Linked DNA regions of Mus musculus: region 2 is linked to region 1. The links are chromatin loops, found by intact Hi-C in ENCODE. Cell type or tissue: left cerebral cortex. All regions are shown on one strand. Each heading gives the region's core, and the rest is flanking DNA. Links, peaks and the distances in the headings are about the cores only.

Evidence for each region. Peaks named below come from ENCODE experiments on the same cell type or tissue, not always from the same donor. Only the 100,000 strongest peaks of a DNase experiment are listed, where the experiment ranks them.
Region 2: a loop joins it to region 1, with 12 times the contacts of the local background. A loop is called at or near these places in 1 of 42 quality-filtered maps.

What each region holds. Positions count from the first base shown.
Region 1 is chr17:29,490,373-29,495,461 of GRCm38, forward strand. Pim1 (proviral integration site 1) reads left to right here and starts at 413. Exons shown (of 6, transcript NM_008842.4): 1 at 413-853; 2 at 953-1,059; 3 at 1,148-1,198; 4 at 1,293-1,659; 5 at 3,350-3,526; 6 at 4,218-5,089. The coding sequence starts at 772. The coding sequence ends at 4,375. Gm26885 (predicted gene, 26885) reads right to left here and starts at 1,172. Exons shown (of 4, transcript NR_168683.1): 1 at 805-1,172. In left cerebral cortex, for the core only: CTCF peaks have their summits at 401, 1,002 and 2,565 (motif pointing left); DNase peaks (open chromatin) are centred at 952, 1,615 and 2,531; H3K4me3 peaks cover 2,558 bases; H3K27ac peaks cover 1,784 bases.
Region 2 is chr17:29,344,613-29,349,701 of GRCm38, forward strand. Mtch1 (mitochondrial carrier 1) reads right to left here and starts at 3,320. Exons shown (of 12, transcript NM_019880.4): 1 at 2,855-3,320. The coding sequence starts at 3,175. In left cerebral cortex, for the core only: no CTCF peak of the experiment used is centred there; DNase peaks (open chromatin) are centred at 2,031, 2,245, 2,661 and 3,264; H3K4me3 peaks cover 2,943 bases; H3K27ac peaks cover 2,072 bases.

The DNA of each region.
Region 1 (5,089 bases), core at 374-4,373:
CCCGCCCGCGCGCGCCACCCAGCTCCCGCCTCCCTGCACGCCCAGCGCCCCTCCCCCTCCGTTTTGGCGCCTTTTCCTTCCCGCCACGTCGTGGCGGCGTTAGCGACCATTCTGACCGCGAGGCGAGAGGCGGGGCCCGCAACGCCTTATGCAAATAGGGCGTCTTCTGGTTGGCTGAAGCCGCGCCCGAGGGCGGGGCCGGGGAGAGGGGTGTAGCCGCGAGGGGGCGGAGCGGAGGGGAGCGGCCCTGGTCCCGCCGCCTCCCCGCCCCCTCTCCGCCCTCCGCCGCCGAGCCAGCCCGGCTCCCCACCTCGGCCTCCCGGAGAGGCCCCGCCCCGTCCCCGCCCGCCGCGCGCGCCCTCCCCAGCGGCGCGCTCCGCCCCTTTACTCCTGGCGGCGGGGCGAGCCGGGCGTCTGCAGCAGCGGCCGTGGCGGCGGAGGAGGCTGGAGGGGAGTCGGCAGTGCCGGCGGCGGGATCGGCAGTAGCAGCAGCAGCAGCAGTCACAGTCAGCAGCAGCCCTGGGTCCCGCAGCGCCTCTCGCCCTGCCGCCTCCCGCACTGCCTGACCCAGCCGGCGAACCCGCCCGCGGCCAGCCCCGCCAGCGCCCTCAGTCGTCCTCCGACTCGCCCTCGGCCTTGCGCGCCAGCCGCAGCCAGAGCCGCAACGCCACCCGCAGTCTGAGTCCCGGCCGTCGGCTCAGCCCCAGCTCGCTCCGCCGCCGCTGCTGCTCGTCCCGGCACCGGCGCCGCACCGACACCCTGGAGGTGGGGATGCTCCTGTCCAAGATCAACTCCCTGGCCCACCTGCGCGCCGCGCCCTGCAACGACCTGCACGCCACCAAGCTGGCGCCGGGTGAGTGTCCCCACCCCACCCTGGGCGCGCGGGTCGTTGGGACGCCGGGAGACCCCCGCGTGGGTCGAGCGCGCTGAGTGTCCCGTGCCTCTTTCCTAGGCAAAGAGAAGGAGCCCCTGGAGTCGCAGTACCAGGTGGGCCCGCTGTTGGGCAGCGGTGGCTTCGGCTCGGTCTACTCTGGCATCCGCGTCGCCGACAACTTGCCGGTGAGTGGGCAACGCCGCCTCGGGGAGGGCGCGCGGAGGGATGCTTTGAGCAGGAGGGTCTGATGGAGACTCGGGGGTCTTCTTCCAGGTGGCCATTAAGCACGTGGAGAAGGACCGGATTTCCGATTGGGGAGAACTGGTGAGTGAGCCGGAGCCAGAGACCCTCTCATGGGTGGGTGGGTGGCGACGGGCGTGCCGGAACCGGCGCGCTAACCCTCGCCCTCACTCTGCAGCCCAATGGCACCCGAGTGCCCATGGAAGTGGTCCTGTTGAAGAAGGTGAGCTCGGACTTCTCGGGCGTCATTAGACTTCTGGACTGGTTCGAGAGGCCCGATAGTTTCGTGCTGATCCTGGAGAGGCCCGAACCGGTGCAAGACCTCTTCGACTTTATCACCGAACGAGGAGCCCTACAGGAGGACCTGGCCCGAGGATTCTTCTGGCAGGTGCTGGAGGCCGTGCGGCATTGCCACAACTGCGGGGTTCTCCACCGCGACATCAAGGACGAGAACATCTTAATCGACCTGAGCCGCGGCGAAATCAAACTCATCGACTTCGGGTCGGGGGCGCTGCTCAAGGACACAGTCTACACGGACTTTGATGGTGAGCCAGGCCCCGGGGAGGGAGCTGCCCAAGGTGCCGGCCTGGAAGCCTCTGGCGGCCTCGGCTCCGGCCCTTTGTAAAGGTCATTGGGCCGCCTGGCTCAGAGCTGGCAGGGGTGGGGCAGAGGCGAGCTTCCCGGCATAGTACAGCCGGGGATTTCGAGCTGGTTGAACGAACCTGCAACATTTCTGGCGTGATTGGGGTTTTGTTGTTGTTGTTGTTTTTGTTGTTGCTGCTGGTGTTTGCTTGTTTTTCTTTTCAGCAGGAATTTATTAAATTCCATGCTTTCCCGGTGAATAAGAGGTCGTGGGTAGCCGGCTGTAGCCCAGATTTCTAAAGTATGACCCACTTTTCCCTCCAGTAGGAGGTGGAGCCGTTGGTGGCGGGAGACATTGGTGCTGATTTTTTTCTTTTTCTTTTTCTTTTTTTTTTTTTTTCTTTTGTAGTTTTGTTTTGTGGGGGAGTTTTAAGGTAGTTCTTAGAACTGCAGGGTTTTGTTTTGTTTTGTTTTGTTTTGCTTTTGAGGGTAAAGGAATAAGAGCCGCGGTTTCACCCCACTTGGGGGTGTTGTGGGGTGACGAGGCCTGGAATGAATGTTGTGAAATAAGATCTGTTGCTGGTTTGAAAATTAGTTGGGAGTCTCCGCTGGGAGGATGAAAACCTATCTACCATAGGGAGGGGCTTGGATCGCGTTCTTTCAGCAGTGGAGGGCAGGAATAGTAGATCAAAGCGCGAGGGTGGGTCACGATCCGAGTGGCTCACCCGGACAAACTATGGCCTTTCAAAACTTGTGACTCTGGCTTGTGGTTTGAATTTCTTTGGAGGATGCCGGGCTGGGCTGCGTTTTTTGTATTTAACAGTTAATGGCTGGCTGAGTCCTCCCCTGTGTTTTTCCCCCCCTGGGCAAGTCTTTGCTGCCCCCTGTTGAGCACCACGAGGCTAGCACCTTTTTTTTTTTTTTTTTTTTTTACTCCCCAAAGTTTGTAAACAGGAATCACGTGGTCTGAAACCAGCCCTGCAACTGTACCTTTCCAGTCTAGGGAGTGGGAGAGTGCAGTGTCTATGCCTTGCTTGCATAGAACCCGGAGGAAAGCACACCCTGAGTTAGTTGTGTATAAAGGCCCTCACCTGGGCCCGGTCTAGATGAGACTGGTGTGGCAGGGCCCTGGGGTCCTTGTAGTTAAAGGCTAACCCACTGAGTGGGGCCTCTAGACTTGAGCTTTTCGGTGGCTTTATTTGTCTTTGGGCCGATGTGTAAGGGATTTGGGTTTAGGGTTTTTGGGCTCCCAGAGAGCTACCATATCATTTCTTCATTTTCTGTCTGGACCAGAGAGGCAGAGATGGAGAGAAAAAAAAAATATGGTTGTTTTAAAGTCAAATCTGCCTGTCTGCCTCCTGAGAGCTGGGATTAAAGGCATGTGCCACCAAACCCGAGCCAGGCAGTGTCTTTATTAAAAAATATTTGAAAACCTAGTGGAGGTGGTGGTTCTTGCTTTTAATCCAGCCCTTGGGAGGTAGAGGTAGGCAGATCTCCGAGTTCAAGGCCAGCCTGGCCTACAGAGTCACTTCCAGAGCTACACAGAGAAACTTTGGAGGAGAAAAAAAAAATTAAAAGAAGCGGCTCAGACTAGCTGCTTTGTTAACTTTTTTTTTGCTAATGCTGGTTTCTTTCTATTCCCTCTGCTGGTAGGGACCCGAGTGTACAGTCCTCCAGAGTGGATTCGCTACCATCGCTACCACGGCAGGTCGGCAGCTGTCTGGTCCCTTGGGATCCTGCTCTATGACATGGTCTGCGGAGATATTCCGTTTGAGCACGATGAAGAGATCATCAAGGGCCAAGTGTTCTTCAGGCAAACTGTCTCTTCAGGTAACTTCCCTCAGACACCCCCAATCCTTCCCAAACCCTGGTTCAGGGTTGGTTTGGGGATTACAAGAGTGAGAGAGTATTCCTATCCACCTTTTTATTTTTATTTATTCATTTTCTTTGGGGGAGAGTAAGGCCTTAGCCTGCCTCTGACCCCCAACTGCTGGGACTCAAGAGATGGTGGGTTTTCACTGGGTCAGAGTACTCCATTTGGGCTCAAATTGGAACAAGTTTTATATACATCCCACCCCAACCCCCAGACCCTGTAAAATCTAAGTACCAGCAGAGACCCAGTCTCTAAACAAAGTTTAAAAAAAAAAAAAAAAAAATGAAGGTTCCGGATAGTGTCAGTGGAAGGCGTGAGGTAGGTAGGTGAATTGAATCACCTCATCTTGCTCACTGGTGGCTCATCAAAACCCTTGTCATCCTTCCTATTTCTAGTGAGTGGGTGTCATGGGAAAGGCCCGAGCTATTGAAGTCTGAAACCACAGGTTTAAGAGGGGAGGCACTTTTTTAACTGAAAGCTGATTGCTGGAGGCTTTCGGTATCCGTTCTTTCCCACCGGGCAGTGTTTGGTATAAAAAGTACCGTGCCTCTTTAAAAACCCCAGACTTGTAGGTCTGGGGAAGAAGACCTTTGCATTACAAAAACAAGTTGAGTCATCTTTAACCTCTGTCTGCCCCGCCTTCTGCAGAGTGTCAGCACCTTATTAAATGGTGCCTGTCCCTGAGACCATCAGATCGGCCCTCCTTTGAAGAAATCCGGAACCATCCATGGATGCAGGGTGACCTCCTGCCCCAGGCAGCTTCTGAGATCCATCTGCACAGTCTGTCACCGGGGTCCAGCAAGTAGCAGCCTTTCTGCTGCTGTCTGTCAGACCCTCCAGGGAGGGAGAGCTTGTCTTCTGGCCTCCCAACAGGACCCTGCGTGACGATGCAGGGACAGCAATGACAACTCATTCCAGACTCCAGGTCCCTGGAGGAGCCTCCCACAAGGGAAAGAGACTACTTCACTGGTCCTGGGCCCCTCTTTGCGCGCCCCGCCCCCAGACTCAGCGTCTAGTGTTGCTGGGCTCCCCTGAATCCATCCCTGGTTGGGGGTGGGAGTGGATCAGAGCCCTGTCGATGGAACTTTAGTCACCATGGAGACTGGGTCACCAAGATGGGCCGGGGGGGGGGGGGGGGGGGGGAGAGGAAAACAGTCTGGGGGGTGGGATAAAAACTAGCACCATATTTAAGTCCCTGTCACCTCTTCCAACTCCTGAGTGCCTTCTGTGGGGACTCCGCCTGTGCTGGGAGAAATACTTGAACTTTACCTCTTACCTGCTGCTTCTCAAACTCTGCCTGGGTTTTGCTTCCTTCCTCTCCTCTCCTTTCCCATCCCCCACTTCCTATGAAAGGTGCCATGGGAGAGGCTACAGGGCCAACTGCTGAGCCACCTGCCCCTTTTCTGTCTCCTTTAGTAAAATTCCCAAGCAAACTGGTCTTCCTCTTTGGTTTCGACTTAACTGTTTCAAAACCAAGACCTCACACAGAACGCACAACCAATGCAAAACAAAAAACAAAA
Region 2 (5,089 bases), core at 386-4,385, 150 kb before region 1:
AGCCCTGGCTGTCCTGGAACTCACTCTGTAGACCAGGCTGGCCTCCAATGTAATTCTTATTTATTGTGTCTGATGTGAGGTCGGAGGTCAACTCTGGAGTCCGGTTTCCTCTGGCCACCTTTGCTGTAAGTTCCAGGGATGGGACTCACATACTTTGGCTAGAGCAACAAGTGGCCAGTGTGCTGCTAACCCATCTCACAGCTCCTGACTGTAAATTTTTTTTTTTTTTTTTAAAGATTTATTTATTTATTATATGTAAGTACACTGTAGCTGTCTTCAGACACTCCAGAAGAGGGAGTCAGATCTTGTTACGGATGGTTGTGAGCCACCATGTGGTTGCTGGGATTTGAACTCTGGACCTTCGGAAGAGCAGTCGGGTGCTCTAACCCACTGAGCCATCTCACCAGCCCCTGACTGTAAATTTTTAAAACCCTTTATTGTGAGGTCTTTTTGAAAAAAAATGACGCTCACAATGGCTTATCCAGAAAAGAGTTAGGTGACCCAGGCAAACAGCTTTCCCTTCCAGAGTTCTTCTTCTAGGTCAGAAGTGGCCTTCCGCGTCTTCAAGTGGAGGGTGGTCCTTTGTGCTGGAACTTCAAGCCCCAAGCTCTTGCTATGATGCTGCCCACCAGTCTTATCAGCACAACTCCAACCTGATCCTAAAACCCGAACCCTCAACCGCACATCCTCACGGCTCTCAAATCTGTTGAGTTTATCGTCTTATGTCTACTGGGTTATCAAAGGTACAATGTGAGCCGAGGTCACGGCCTACTTGATTTGTCCTCACGTCATGCTCACCTAGATCTGTTTCTAACTGTCCTAACCACAGCCAACACCGTGATCCCGTACCTAACACCAGCAGAGCCAGTTTGCCACCTTCAATACCTCTGCCTGCCTCCACCCCCGCCCACGAGTCTTGATCTGAGGCTCAACATCTAGCCTGCACACCTGTTCCCTGCAAAACACAATCTGTTATTATTGTTGCTTTTTTGTTCAGTGTTACCGATTACTAAGCTATAGCCATTAAGCTCCCTGAAGTTGTCACCCCCAACAGAGCTCTTAGGCTTACACCCCCCTGCCATCTAGTTCCCATCACCCTTTGGGCTCCCCTTCACTCTCTAGGTCCCTCTCCAAAGACCTTTCATTCTTTCAAACCCCCACACTAATGCCACCATGCTCCCAATGATAAGCCACTTCCCCTGTGTCCTCCCACACTACACCCAGAGCCCCCCCGACCCTCTCCGCCTGCCATCCTAAGGTCCAGCATTTGATTCTCACCCCATCAGCTCCTAGCACCTCCAACTGCTCAACTCAGATACCTGCAAAGCCCAGAGTCCCTCCTAAGCTGAGGCTTGCTGTGGCTGCAACACTATGTTGTAAATACACATTCACATGACAGTAGGTCAGTGCTGGTCTCCAAATCCCCCTTTCAGCCGTCTCCAAATCTCTGCACAATTTGATGCCCAATGGCCCTGACAGTATCTTCTCATTCCTTATATTTCTAGTTAAACTCCAAATTCTAGAATCCCCATTCCTCAGACCCCAGGGCTTCAGCAACTCCCATTCTTTGTTTGTTTTTCTCGAGACAGGGTTTCTCTGTGTAGCCCTGGCTGTCCTGGAACTCACTCTGTAGACCAGGCTGGCCTCGAACTCAGAAATCCGACTGCCTCTGCCTCCCAAATGCTAAGATTAAAGTCCTGCGCCACCACTGCCCAGCAGCGACTCCCATTCTTAAGGCCTTCTCATTCCAAATGTATTTCTAATTCTCTCAGTTCTATGACAAGGATAGTACAATAATCTTCACACTCACTTGCCTTAAATCAAACCTCAAATCTTAGCTGGGTCTCCAACTCAATCCTCACCACCCATCCCCCACTCCTTTGGAAAATGCTAGGCTTCATCTTTGATTATCAGTCTGAGCCTGAACCACGCCAATCAAAACTCTCCCCACCTCCATCACACACCCACCCAATTCTGCCAAATGCACAACACCTCCTTCCAACCAGATCCCTCCTCCCCCTTTACCCTTTCCTCATCCTCTATTGGAGTGAATTGCTGCCAACAAGCAAAAAAGCGTTTAGGTGCCCAAGCATCCTTGAATCCAGACATCCCTACCTTTGCTCCAGCTTTGACAACCCTTACCTATTGTGCCTATCCCCATTTTCTGCCCATTCCCAACCCACGCAGACACAATTACTTCAATTCCTTCCTTCCTCCACTAAATGCGTCATCCCATTCTCCCCTTCCCCCTAAAAGCCGCCTCCTGGCTCCCCTTTCCAGACACCGCTCCACTCCCCCCCTCCACCAATGCGGAGGCCCCTCCTCCCACCAAATCTGTCGTCGCCATCAAATCTACAGGCTCCTTCTCAAGTAAACCGATAGCTCTTCCCTGCTGCATTCTTTCCCTCTGAAATTTTTGGCCCTGCTGCCCACTCCTTTGTCCCTCAAAGCTTTCATCCATCTCTATAAATCCAGAGCCCCGCTGTCCTCTGCCCCAAATGTACTCACCTTCTAAACACGTCGCTTTTGTACCCAGCCAGCCCTCATCTACCCATTCACCAAAACTTCTCGGCCCTCCCCCAATCCTGTGGCTTCTTTCCGCACCCCAAATCCATTACCCTTCGGAATTTCAAGCTCACTGCCTTCGACTACTTATCTCCCACATCTCATCGCCTTTCCCTGCACCCCCAAATCCCTTCCTACCCCACGTCTGTCACTCACGTCCCTTCGCTCCCTCCCAGCACCTCCAAATCGCTTCCTTTCCCACGTCAATCACTCAGATCCCTCAGCCCCCTCCCTGCACCCCCACACCGCACATCCCATCCACATCCTCCCGCCGCGCCCCCCGCCCCACCTGGATCAGCAGCTTCACGTAGAGCAGCGGGTGACTGAGAGCCGTCACGCCCGCGCCCAGCGCCACGAACAGCGCCTCGGTGGTCGGGGCGTTGTCCCCGGAGCCCGGGGCGCCCGGGCCGCCGTCCATCCTGCGCGCCGACGGCTGAGCCGCGGGCCGAGGATGGCGAGGGTGCGCGCGGTGCGCGGGTGGCGGGTCCCGAGCGCGGGCCTCGACTCCGGCCGGCGCGCCGCCCCGAGCTCCTGCACCAGCTCCGGCTCCCGCCATCCCCGCGGCGCCGCCGGGAGCCCAAGGCGCCACTTCCGGGTCCGAAGCCCCCATGGCGCCAGGCGTGGAGGTCACTCCCCGTCACGTGGTGCTGGCCACGCCCCGAACGTCAAGGGGAGGGTCCTGGCAGCACCACTCACGCCGCGGGGCGAGGGGGCATGGCGGGCGGGCGAGTGTTGTTCCTTGGTGCTCCCGGGCCCGCCTCCTCCGGCCCGGGGCGGGTTCTTTGCAGCTCTGTGCCCGCCCCTTTGCGGACCAGGCCAGTCACCGCAATCGTGCCTACGAGTCTCAGTCTGTGTGCCCTGCTTCTGCACTCCTTCAGCACGATCCCGGGACCTGTGTAGAAACCCCTCAATAGTTGAGTAACTCACAGCTGCTGAGGGCTGGGAGCACTCTTTGCCTGTGCACTTATGAAGGCCCGGTGCTGGCTGCGTTTAGTTACTAAATAACTAGGCCTGGGAGAGCTCTAGTCTAGTGCCTGGAGCATAGTGCTACGCATGCCTTGAGAGCAATTCTTAGGGCCACCTTCCAGGAAGGTGCTTACTCCAGCCGGTGATTTGTTTCCACCTCTGAACAAGCACAGCAGCTCTCAGCTGGTCTTGAACTGCCCAATAATAGAGTCTTCTGGTAATGGACCTCAGAGTCAGCAGGGACCCTTTGGTCCCTAGCAAGGGACCTTGTCCTCTTGCTAGTTTGCAAGGAAGGTCTTTGGAATGGTCAGATATTTGCACCCTCCCTGATTGCCCGTGGTGTAGGTTTTACCTCACGTTCCTGACACTTGCCCACGCAAATACTTTCCATCTGTGGGCTTTTCCTCCGTATTGTCCCCAGTGCCTTGTTTTTCCGATCTGTATTTGACTGTCCCCCATTGGACCGTGTTTTTGTATGGCCCATTCCGAATGTGGCTCCCTGTACCGTACTACCGTGTACTGTACTGTGTTGTATCATATTGTATTGTCTGGCATTAATATCTATCTTCTATCACCGCAAATATAGGAATGCATAGAAAGTATATCTTCAGGGAAACCATTCCTAAGGGAATGAATGAAGCAAACAAAGTAACAATCCAGTGCAGTGGCACACACCTGTAAAGTAAGCCCGATACTCAGGAGGCAGAGGCATCAGGATAGGAGTTCAAGGCCAGACTGAGCTGTGCACCATGCTACATCAATTTCCTTGGCTGCAATTGATAGCTGGCTGTTAGCAATCACAATTCTTTCATTCACATCTTAGTTACTAATATTATCTCAAGATACAGATCACACTGTGATTATAAGTGTGTGTGTGTGTGTGTGTGTGTGTGTGACAGAATGACTTCAAAGGGTTACAAAGGCCACAAATCTCAACAATTTGAAAGAGTCCTTACTGGAGGCAGAGGCAGAGAAAGCCACTTCTGAGGTTAGATATTAACCAGTCCATCTGGAGAACGGCTCAGGAAGGGCAGAGCTGCTGAGGGCTTGCAGGACTGGGTACAGGTGGGTGAGCAGATGGACAGACAGATGGATGGTAATTCAAACAGGCCACATCAAACACTGGGAACCCAGCTAAACTGAAGCCCCTGGGATTGCCAGGACTTCTCATTCCTCTGTCCCTTGACAATATACACTGAGTGGTCAAAAGATAGGCCTGACGTCCAGAGTTAGGTGTCTTCCTTTCTATGAGGTCCAGGTGAGAGAGTATTGTACCCTTCCCTAGTATGATGGTTTGTATATTCTTGGGCCAGGGAGTAGCACCATTTGGAGTTGTAGCTTTGTTGGAATAGGTGTGACCTGGTTGGAGTAGGTGTGTCACTGTGAGTGTGGGCTTAATACTCTCACCCTAGGTCAGTCTTCCACTAGAAGCCTTTGGATGAAGACATAGAACTCTCAGCTCTGCCTGCGCCATGCCTGCCTGGATATTGCCATGCTCCTGCCTTGATGATAATGGACTGAACCTCTGAACCTGTAAGCCAGCCCCAATTAAATGATT